Regions from separate parts of the Homo sapiens genome. Here region 2 is linked to region 1. A link is a contact called in ENCODE Hi-C or POLR2A ChIA-PET data. All regions are on one chromosome and are shown on one strand. The core of a region is the stretch at or near the end of the contact, and the rest is flanking DNA. Distances in the headings are between cores, read along the strand shown. Region 1 overlaps SPRY4-AS1 (SPRY4 antisense RNA 1). Region 2 overlaps FGF1 (fibroblast growth factor 1).

What was found. A loop is a pair of places that touch in the nucleus more often than their neighbours do. ChIA-PET counts read pairs that join two places held with the same protein, here RNA polymerase II (POLR2A). Pooled maps may share reads with other maps.
Region 2: POLR2A ChIA-PET joins it to region 1 with 14 read pairs in OCI-LY7. The contact joins two enhancer-like sites. A Hi-C loop is called at or near these places in 3 of 50 pooled maps. POLR2A ChIA-PET finds 5 or more read pairs at or near these places in 3 of 52 experiments (OCI-LY7, RWPE1 and activated T-cell).

Annotation. Positions count from the first base shown.
Region 1 is chr5:142,354,461-142,359,884 of GRCh38, forward strand. All of the region lies in intron 3 of SPRY4-AS1 (SPRY4 antisense RNA 1), which reads left to right. Among named protein-coding and RNA genes, the nearest start is that of SPRY4-AS1, 32 kb to the left of the region's middle. RefSeq lists enhancers at 600-1,401, 1,402-2,203 and a silencer at 2,241-2,890. Within about 2 kb of position 2,616, at least 34 of the 41 ENCODE cell types and tissues checked have a DNase peak (open chromatin) inside an H3K27ac peak, as active enhancers do.
Region 2 is chr5:142,603,831-142,609,483 of GRCh38, forward strand. All of the region lies in intron 2 of FGF1 (fibroblast growth factor 1), which reads right to left. Among named protein-coding and RNA genes, the nearest start is that of FGF1, 79 kb to the right of the region's middle. Within about 2 kb of position 1,999, at least 3 of the 41 ENCODE cell types and tissues checked have a DNase peak (open chromatin) inside an H3K27ac peak, as active enhancers do.

The DNA of each region.
Region 1 (5,424 bases), core at 1,366-3,865:
ACCTGGGCTTATAGCACCCCATGCTCTTCTCTGGGTAGCTACTCTGCCTTATTAACAACCCCATTAGGTAGAAATTTGTTCCTTGCCACTGGAATGGCATTTCAGCTTACAGGATACAGACAAGACCACTTAATACCTGTGTGCCCTTGACCATATTTTGTGTCATCCCTGTACCCAGTTTCCTCATCTGTAAATAGGAATAATAATAATATCTAAGTTGGTAAGGTTTTTCTTTGTAACTTAAATTAGATAAAATACATATGTAGCTTACTTAGGGTATTATATAGCAGCTGCTAAGCACTCAATGAACGTGGATGATTATGCCCTGAATTGAAATAGCTCTTCCTGCACTTTATTTTTATTTATTTTTTTGAGACAGAGTCTCCCTCTGTCGCCCAGGCTGGAGTGCAGGGGCACGATCTCGGCTCACTGCAACCTCCGCCTCCCAGGTTCAAACAATTCTCCTGCCTCAGCCTCCCAAGTAGGTGAGATTACAGGCGCCTGCCACCATGCCTGGCTAAACTTTTTTTTGTATTTTTAGTAGATACAGGGTTTCACCATGTTGGCCAGGCTGGTTGGCCAGGCTGGTTTCAAACTCCTGACCTCAGGTGATCTGCCCATCTTGGCCTCCCAAAGTGCTAGGATTACAGGTGTGAGCCAGCGCGCCTGGCCTTCTTACTGCACTTTATTTTATTTTATTTTATTTTATTTTGAGATGGAGTCTTGCTCTGTCACCAGGCTGGAGTGCAGTGGCGCGATCTCGGCTCACTGCAACCTCTGCCTCCTGGGTTCAAGGGATTCCACTGCCTCAGCCTCCCAAGTAGCTGGGACTACAGGCGGTGCCACCACGCCCGGCTAATTTTTTGTATTTTAGTAGAGACGGAGTTTCGCCATGTTGGCCAGGAGATGGTCTCCATCTCCTGACCTCATGATCTGCCTGCCTCGGCCTCCCAAAGTGCTGGGATTAACAGGCGTGAGCCACTGCGCCCAGCCACCTTACTGCATTTTAAACCCAAACTTTAAATATCATCTAGGTCAGTGGCTCTTTTTTTTTTTTTTTTGAAACAGAGTTTTGCTCTTGTTGCCCAGGCTGCAACGCAATGGCGCCATCTCAGCTCACCGCAACCTCCACCTGCCGGGTTCAAGTGATTCTCCAGCCTCAGCCTCCTGAGCAGCTGGGATTACAGGTGCACGCCACCACGCCCGGCTAATTTTGTATTTTTAGTAGAGACGGGGTTTCTCCATGTTGGTCAGGCTGGTCTCAAACTCCTGACCTCAACTGATCCGCCCGCCTCGGCCTCCCAAAGTGCTGGGATTACAGGCGTGAGCCACCGCGCCCGGCCCTAAGTCAGTGGCTCTTAACCCTGGTTGTACACTAAACTCACTTTTGAAGTCTTACAGAAATGCCAGTGCCTAGGCCCCATTACCAAAGATCCTCATTCCCTTTGTCTGAGGTGGGGTCAGGGGTGTCAGTGTTTTTGAAAGCCTCCCTGGGAATTCTCATTTGCACCTAGGTTGAGAAGTACTGTATCTAGTTCAGTGTCTCATTTTCCTTATAGGAAGCTGTGAGGCCGAGAGATGAAAGGAAAGGCTCAGGCGATATAGCAAGAGCAGAAGGACCCAAGCCCCTTATCAAGGCTTGTATTCAAGGGGAAAATGCAGCCCTGGGGCTGCCCTTCACTCGGTCTTTGGGATGAGACTTCTGAGCTCTTTCCTGATAATAATGTTTGGACCTTTCCAACCCAGTTCTTCCTAGCACCCTTGCCTTTTCATCCTTGGATGCCTCAGGTCAGACCCCTCAGAGAGGTGTCCCTACAGAAAGCCGCTGTTCTAGAATGTGACCCATTAAAAAACTCATAGCACTTGTAGATGTGAAATAATCCTGTTCATTCATTTTTGAGAATCTAAGCCCCCTGTGGGCAGGAACCGTATCTGTGTTGTTCCTGCGGTGCGGGGGCTTAGAGTAGTGACCAGCACTTAGTAAAACATACTCATTAAATGACTGAATGAACGAAATCCCAGGAGGCCAGTTGAGTAGTTTTTTTTTTTTTTTTTTTTTTTCCTGGTCCCGACCATCTGATTCTCATTACTTCTACAGCTCGGGAAGTCTCTGCTTTGGCATTTTATAAACCTCCTGTGCGTACGTCGACATTTTAACCATAAATCCAGAGTTTTGGGACTGCAAAACTCGAGGCCAGGGGATTGGGGGAGGGGGATAACTACCCGGAGGTCCGAAGCCCGGCGGAGCTGCCCTGGGGTTGGGGGGAGGGACGGGAACCCTCGGGAGGACGCCCCTCCGCCCCCTGCCCACCCCCTCGGCGGGACATGGCCCCGGGCCGGGACGTCCTTCAGATTGGTGCGCCGCCGCCGCGGCCGTCTCCTCCCGTCGGGCGGGGTGGGGGGTGGTGAGGGACGCGATCCAGGTCGTGGCCTGGCGGCGGCTCCGGCCACAGCCCCCGCATTCCGGCCGCGCGCCCCCGGAGGTGACGCCTTGAGGAAGCTGTATTTTTTTGGGGGGGAGCCGCAGGGAACCGTTGGGAGAGGGGCCCTGTGTGTGTCCCTTTAAGAGCCGGAGCGCTGCCTCCGCCTCGCAGGCGCCCGGAGCCTCACAAAAGAACAGGATGTTGTTGATTTGTCACCAAACCACAGAGAGGAAATGATTGTAAATTTCCTTTAAACATCCCCACCGCGCTCCGGCCGCCCCCGCTTCCGCCTCCTCCGCCCCCGCCCGGTTCGGCACAGCGGGGCCTCAGCGCTCCCGCGGGGCGCCTGCTCCCCGGCCGGGCCACGGGCCGAGCGGCTCCTGGGCGCCTGCGGGAGGAGCCCCCGGCCCGGCCGCTGCCCCAGCTCGCGTTCCAGTTGCTTTTTCTACAGTTGCAGCGGAGGAAGGTCCTGGGCTTTTGTGTGAGCCCGCGCGCCGCCCTTCTCTCCGGGAGCGAATGGGAACCGCGCGCGGGGAGCTCCGTGCTGTGTCTAGGGAGCGCCTTAGCGCGCCATCCCCGTTTAGCCTCGCAGCTTCCCTGTAGAGGCAACAACCGTTATCTCCTTCGTTAGGGTCTGGAGGGAAACTGAGGCCCAGGTTAGTTACGTGAGCCGAAAGTCACCAGCTCTTGGAACGCTTTGGGGGCTCTTGGAACACACCATGCAGGTTTAGGTCACCCCAGACCTTATATTTGTGAATCAGTGAGCGACCGGAACATTCTAGAATCCCCAAGTCATCAAAAGTGGCAATTTACATTGCGAAGTCCAAAGCAATGATTGCCAAGTCCAAGTTTTTTCGTGGGGGAACGTCCCTCACCACTTCCAGCCGGGCATCCACTTTTCAGAAGCTGTTTGGGTCTCAGTTTCTACTTTCACTCCATTTGCTTGTAAGATTTCAGGAAGCCTCTGGTGGAGTAAGTGTTTGCTCCCAACCTGTGGCCCATGTTGGAGTGGTGTGGTCTGTGGTCTAGGAAAGGGCTGCCTTTGCTGTACAGAGTGTTCTTTTGGAGCAAGTAATGCTTATTCCGGCATAGGCTGCACTGGGCTTCTTGAACTAAAAGCAGCAGCTAATGTCCTAGACACCGCTGAACAGAATTCTCTCATTTCATCCTTTGACCAGCCCCAGGAGGTAGAGGTTGCTTTTCTCTTTAAACAGTTGAGGAAGCAGGTTCAGAGAGGCTGAGGAACCGGACCAGCTTGCACATTGTAAGTGGAAGACAAAAGACTCATTTAGTTACCACATTCTGATTACTGGTGATGTCTCTCTTTAATACTTTGTCTTATTACTCGCTTGCGGAGACAGGTGGTGAAGAGAATACAGGATATTTTTGTTGGGTCTTGTTACCTCAACTTCCAGGGAGCTCTGGGCCGGACTCCACTTTCTGGGAATAGAGTTAGGTGGCCAGTGCTCTCAGACTGGAATCTTCCCTTTGCCAGCCTTATGAGAGGTCCTGAGTGGCTTGGGGACTGAGGTGGAGTTCTTTTCACTCTACTTGAATAGGAAAATGGGCTCCTTTAAACGATTACCTGGAGTTGGATTTCTAAGGCTGAATAGCCCCAGTCCAATGCAAGCCCTTCTATTCAGATTTCTCAGCTCTAGGGGGCAATGGTAAGAGCTGGTGAGATGTATGGAGGGTTGACTTTGAATATTAAACGTGCGGTTCCTAACAGCTAATGTTTTCGTGTGCCTGCTATGTGCCATGCACTGTGCCAGGTGCTGTGCACGTGTTTTCTCATTTGATCCTAAGCCACGAAAAGTTGGTACCCAGAGAGGTCGTGCACCTAGAAATGATGGAGCAGGGGTTGGCATTTTTCTCCACAGAATCCCCTGTGTCTGTGCAAGAGGTCATCCAGGCACCCCAGAAATGAGACCACAGTTGCTTGCCTTCAATCATTTAGAAAGCCAAGAGGGTCCTTGGTGCGGGTGGATTTTGAGAGAGAAAGACAGTGGCCTTTGGCTCCTTTGTGCTGCAGCTGTCTGCAGTTCCTCAACTCTGAGGACATTTGTTGATGGATTTCCAGAGCGGACTTCTGTGTCTCCACCTGTCCTTTTTGCTTTTATAGAATGCCAGTCACTGGGACATCCACATCCTGACACTTGGGAGGGTGAACCATCTCCTTGTTTCCATTCCTCAGATGAGGAGCACAGGGCACCAACCTGCTAAGTTGTTGTGGGCACTGAATGGGCTGACTTGAGGCAGAGCAAAGCCACTGAAGTCAGGGTCCCTAGTCCCCGCCACTCAGTTCTGGGGAAGCTGGAACCATAGGGCAGGTCATCTGATGCCACCTGGTCTGAGTTTCCTGGCCTGTGAAGAACTTTGGTCTAGGTGGTCTATGAGGGCCCTTCCAACCATTATAGAAAAAATAGCTTCTATTTACTGGTCCCGTTAATAATATTTATTAAACATCCATTACATGCCAGGCACTACTGTTACAGGCGTTGGAAATACAGTGGTCAACACAAGTTCTGCCTTCTTGGAATTTAGGTGAAGATGCCCGAATAAAATAATTTTATATATATGTAAGTGTATGTATATGTGTATATGTCTATACATATATATGTGTACAGTCGTAGGCTGCATAATGATGGTTCAGTTAATGATGGACTGCAGATAACGGCGGTGGTCCATAAGATTATAATAGAGCTGAGAAATTTCTGTTGCCTAGTGAGATCATAGCTATCCTAATGTCTTAGCTTAGTGCAGTGCATTACCTTTTCTATGTTTAGATACACAAGTGTTTATCACTGTGTTACAGTTGCCTACAGTATTCAGTACAGTACCATGCTGTACAGGTTTGTAGCCTAGTAGCAATAGGCTGTACTGTATAGCCTAGGTGTGTAGTAGGCTATACCATCTAGGTTTAAGTAAGTACACTCTAGCTCTACGATGTTCGCATAACGATGAAATCGCCTAACGAAGCATTTCTCAGAACATTTCTCAG
Region 2 (5,653 bases), core at 749-3,248, 250 kb after region 1:
AATGAGGGGTATTTGCGCTCAGTCTCCATAAAGTTATTTCTCAGTCTAACAGTCTATGGAGCAAGTAGATACATGGAATGCCAATAGAATATTCTTTGGCAATAAAAAGGAACAGAGTTCTGAGGCATGCCACAACACAGATGAGTCTGGAAACAGTGCTGAGTGGGAAGAAAGCATCACAAAGGACCATGTGTTTTATGTTTCCATTTAAATGAAATGTCCAGAATAGGCAAATCCATAAAGACAGCAAGTAGATTCAGGGTATCCAGGGCCAGGGTGGGTGGAGATGGGGGAATTATGGTTAAAAGGCATGGGGCTTCTTTTGGAAAATATTCTAAAATGGATTGTGGTGTTGGTTGCACAACTCTGTTAAGTTGTAAGAAAATCCATTGCATTGTACAACTTAAATAGGTGAATTGTATGGTATGTGTGTTATCTCAATAAAGCTGGTTTTTTTTTAAATGGTTATCAGACTTTATGGTTTTCAGAGAACCTTCACATATACTTTTGTGTCAATTTCTCAGCATAATCCTATATGTTTAAGAGAGATCAAAGGAAGGGGCTAACTTTTATTGATCACCTACAATGTGCCAGGCACCATGCTAGTTTCTATCTTGATATAAACAGTATAAAATTAAAGAGTGTGGGCTCCAGAACACAACTGCATGAACTCAAGTTCTGCTTGGCTGCCTATTAGCTGTGTGATCATCGGGCAAAGTATTTGCCTCTGTTTCCTTATCTATAGTGGGAGTTGTTGTAAGGGCTAATGCATGGAAAGTGGCCAGTACTCGTATGACTGTTTCCTCTGTGCTTTTGTGGCCTTTTCTCCTCGAAGTGTTCCCTGGAGGAAGGTGGTGCTTGCTCTGTCCTTTGGTGAAGAGCTGAAGTTTGGTGAGAGTGTGTTTTATGCAATGTTATACTTCTAAGAAGGGGAAAAATCATGACCAGACCCCAGGTCGAGTACTCCAAGTATCCTACTTTTTCCTGTCTTTCACACAATCTCTTGGGCTCCAATTATGGGAATGGATTGATCCAAATCCAGCGATACTCTCCTGCTTGGACCCTCTTGTGTTCAAGATCACACATGGACAAGATGGTGGGTGGCCATCCAGGATCCCATCTGTAGCCATGGAATGGAGTGAGGTTAGTTGCCTGGGACTCTTTTCAACCTATCGCCCATATATGTAGATATTTAGTCAAACACATTATAGGTGCGACAGAAACCCCAAAGGGGAGGTCTTTTTAGGTAATCAAGGAAGTTTTTTTTGTTTGTTTGTTTCTTTTTTCTTTCTTTTGAGATGGAGTCTCACTCTGTTGCCCAGGCTGGAGTGCTGTGGTGTGATCTCAGCTCACTGCAACCTCCACCTCCCAGTTCAAGCGATTCTCCTGTCTCAGCTTCCCAGGTAGCTGGGATTACAGGCACGCACCATCATGCCTGGCTAGTTTTTTTTTTTTTTTTTTTGTATTTTTAGTAGAGACAGGGTTTCATCATGTTGGCCAGGATGGTCTTAAACTCCTGACTTCAGGCGATCCACCCCCCTCGGCCTCCCAAAATGCCGGGATTACAGGCATGAGCCACCGTGCCCAGCCAATCAAAGAAGATTTTTAAAAAGCTTTTCATTTCCTATGCATTTCTGTTTTGCTGCCTTCAATAGCACCCACTTGTCTGGCCATGGGGCTGAATAGGGTTGGCTTTGCCATCTGTGGAGTTCCATCATGGCCATGAAGAGGCCTCATAGAGGTAAACAAGAGCCAGAGGCCTGCTTAGCACATGACTTCAGCCCTCAGCCATGAGTCCCGACACCAGGTTTGTTGTGCCGGTGAGAGTTCGTCTCAAAAGTTTCCTCTGTAAATATTATTTCTCCAGGATGTCCAAGTTTCATAGCTCATTTTCACTAGATTTCTTTCTGGCTAAGTTTCCTAAACATATATCCTTCTGCAAGTAGGGCTGGCAGGAAGGAGCAACACCCAGGCTGAGCGGCTTGTGTAGCTGGCTTGGTGTCCAGCTCTCTAGTGTGACTTCATTCCAGTTTTCCAGACCTACATCCTCTTGCAGCTGCTGCTGAGGACAGGCAAGGAAGGAGAGAGCATGAGAAAGTGGGGCCTTGGGAAGAGAGGGAGGGGCTGGCCACACAGCAGCAGCTTTTTCCTCGGGTAGCAGCTCAGGGTTGGGGGACAGAAAACCATTCAGTCAACACATATTCATCTACTAGGTGCTGGGACTTACGCTCAGCGCCAGCCATGGTCCCTGCACTTGGGGCTTCTGCATGATTAGGGATACAGACAAATGAACCTGGGAGTGATACAGCAACACAATAACAAAAGCTGCAATTGTTTTTGAGCTAAAAGCAAACAAAAGCACAAAATCTGCAACATTCTTTCTCTCTCTGTGTGTGTGTGTGTGTGTGTGTGTGTATGTAGTTTTTTTTTTTAATCCCCTTTCAAAGAAAGGTAGAATATAACATACAGTGAAAAAAACTAAATTGCAATGGGAGAATATAGTAAATCCTTGATGAAAATCATATTAAAAAACACAATGCATTCAGGAGGCCGAGGCAGGTAGATCACGAGGTCAGAAGATCAAGACCAGCCTGGCCAACAGGGTGAAACCCCGTCTCTACTAAAAATACAAAAAAAAAAAAATTAGCCAGATGTGTTGGTGGGCGCCTGTAATCCCAGCTACTCGGGAGGCTGAGGCGAGAGAATTGCTTGAACCCGGGAGAAGGAGGTTGCAGTGAGCCGAGATCGTGCCACTGCACTCCAGCCTGGCGGCAGAGCGAGATTCCATCTCAAGAAAAGAAAAGAAAAAGAACACAATACGTGTGTAGCTCATGAATACATCTATAGTAAAATATAAAACTGTGCACCAGATACTGACCAGATTCATACAAGTAGCTGCTTTGGGAAGGATAAGAGGAACTAAGACTGGGAGAGGAATTGAGGAAATGTTTCCTTCATCCTAACTCTATTTCTTTATAAACAGTTCTGAGGTAAGAACAGCCAGCTGGTGACACTGGAGGACTCTGAGTGATAGGATTCCTAGTGTTTGCTGGTGTTTAGTCTATATCTAGTGCATAGTTTTCTATTTTACTACGTATGCATGAACTATGCATATTGTTTTGTGTATTTTACAAAATTTTCATCAGGGATTTGCTATGATCTCCCCTGATTCTCCTTCATACATTTTAGGATGGTAGCTGATGTGTTAAAGCTCCGTTCATAGTCAATGGGACACTTAGAGCTGGCCAAGACTCCCACTTTTTGTTCCTCGTGACCCCTGAGATGTTTTATGACCCAGCTTAGGTTTGAGTCCATGTTGCATCTAGACCAGAGCATAGGCACTTATAAAAGGTGGGTCTTCTTGGGGGCAGACAGGGACCCAGGAGAAATGGGGAGGCAGGACGGGTGGATGAGGCACCTCTAAAGCTCTAACTTCTCTGTCCACTCCCTTTTTCAATACCCCCCGACCAGGTTAGCGCACAGAGCAAATGAGGAGCAAGCACTCTTCTTTATCCCATACGGGGATCTAGGAGTTGCTATCTATGAACAGGAAGGTCAGTGTCTCTCAAGTATCCCAGGGATGAAGGGGCAAGTACTTTTTGAAAAACAAGATACGTCCATGGTCTGTAGGGTACTTCATTTTCCCCTTCTGAAATGGGGACATTAACAATTAATTTAGCTGAAGAAATGGAAAGCAACTTTTAAAAAGGTACTCTAACGATAGAAATTTCTTGGAGAAATTCAAACTCAGATAAAGCATTGTAAAAATGTACGGGAAGAGGGCTGGAAGTGTTTACTTGGTGGATTTGTGACTGTATGTGCCCGCAATAGAATCCAGAGTCCTGCTCCTTTACTAAGAATGAGTTAAGAAGTGTTGGTTTGAAAACAGCCTATTTGTCAGAACTACATGTCAATGAAACTGAAATGTGCAAACTCACCTTTGTGGGTCATGGTCTTCCTTGTCCCATGCTCATTATTTAAACTGCTTCACGAGTCCCTGCATACCTGGGAAACCTACATAAAGGGGAGCCCAGAGCTTTTGCATGGCTGTGCTAGCCCGCAACTCACTGTTCACACCTTTTGTCTGAGGAACTAAGTTTGTAGCTTTGGTTTTCTCCTCTGCTCCCCAAAGCCTTCCATTAGGTCTTAGCAGTAGTTTGTTCACAGTAAGAATAGCAATCCCTTACTTTCCAAAGGTAGAAAAAAGGAAAAAGGGTTATGATCCTGCCAGTGCCAAGAGAAGTCAACTTTGAGGTCTTGCACCCTGTTTCTGAGCCCCAAGCTATCCTAGCATCTTCCTGTCCCATCCCAGGCAAATGTAACGATAAGACCACAACTGGTGCATTCAATGAGGAAAATGCCTGGAGAGAGAGGTTCTGCTTCTGTAGCATGTCTGTCTGTGGCCTCTAAGCCTGCTTTCCGCCTCTGCTCTCCAAAGAGAGGCCAAGAGAGATTATGTGCCTGGTTTATTCTGGGTTGGAGACTTCCCGTCCTTTGCCGTGTTTACCCAAAGTGAGGTCAGCCTCATTCAGAAATTGGTGCGGTTGTTTTATGTCAGTGACATTTATAATTAAAATGTAGCCACAAGCCGGGATTGGTAAAACATTAGAGAAAGACAGAGAAGGGGAAAAATCGAATTTGGGGGAAAATAATTCCAGTGGTAAAAAATATATATATATGCATATACATATATATAAATATATATACACATCTATATATATATATATATATATATATATATATATATATATATACACACACACACACATATATGTAAATATATATGAAAAAAAAAACCTTATCTTAAAAGGTGTCTGCTTCTTTAAGGTCTGAAAAAGTTGTCTGGAAAATTTTGATACAGTCCAGAGACTGAATGACATATATATATACACACACACATATATATCATATATATATAGTATATATACACATATATATCATATATATATAGTATATGTGATATATTATGTGTGTGTGTGTGTGTGTATTTTAAAGTTTATGTATAAAAATCCTCTATGTAATCAGATGAGGGTTGTGGGGAGGAGGGCAAGGAGTCCTTCCCATCACATATGACCGAGGTGAGAGAACCCTGTCGCGGAGTACATTCCTGCCTGGAGACCTCCCCTTCTCTCTGACTTCTGGCAGTGGGGTCCAGCTCTCCCCATCGTGGTCATTTGAAAAACTGTTTTGACTTCGGGTCTATGTTGGTGGGGAATAAAGTGCCTTAACTGCTAGGTGCTGAGTGATCCCAACCAGAAAATAGAAGTCTGGACTCCCCTAAAGCAACAGGGCAGGAGGCATTTCATGAAGAGGAATCTGCCCTTTAGAAAGGGCTGCAAGGTAGGATTGTTTTGACCAGTGAACTCTGCTAGCGCCTTTAGGATGTGGCTTGATTTATAAATATTTGATTGGCACGCACTTTGCTTAAGAACATTTCCATTTGTGCAGTGAGTGGTGCCGGTAATTCTGCTCCCCACGTAGTCTCTTGCGTGCTTGGGGAGCTGAGGAGTTGTGGGTGTGGCAGGCAGCTGAAGGTTTGGAATGCTTGTGAGGAAATTATTCTCTAATTATTGTTGCAGTTATTAATCCCATTGAGGGATAAGTCATGGTCCCCCTTCACCTGAGAGGAAACTCCCCAGAAAGATCAGAGTCA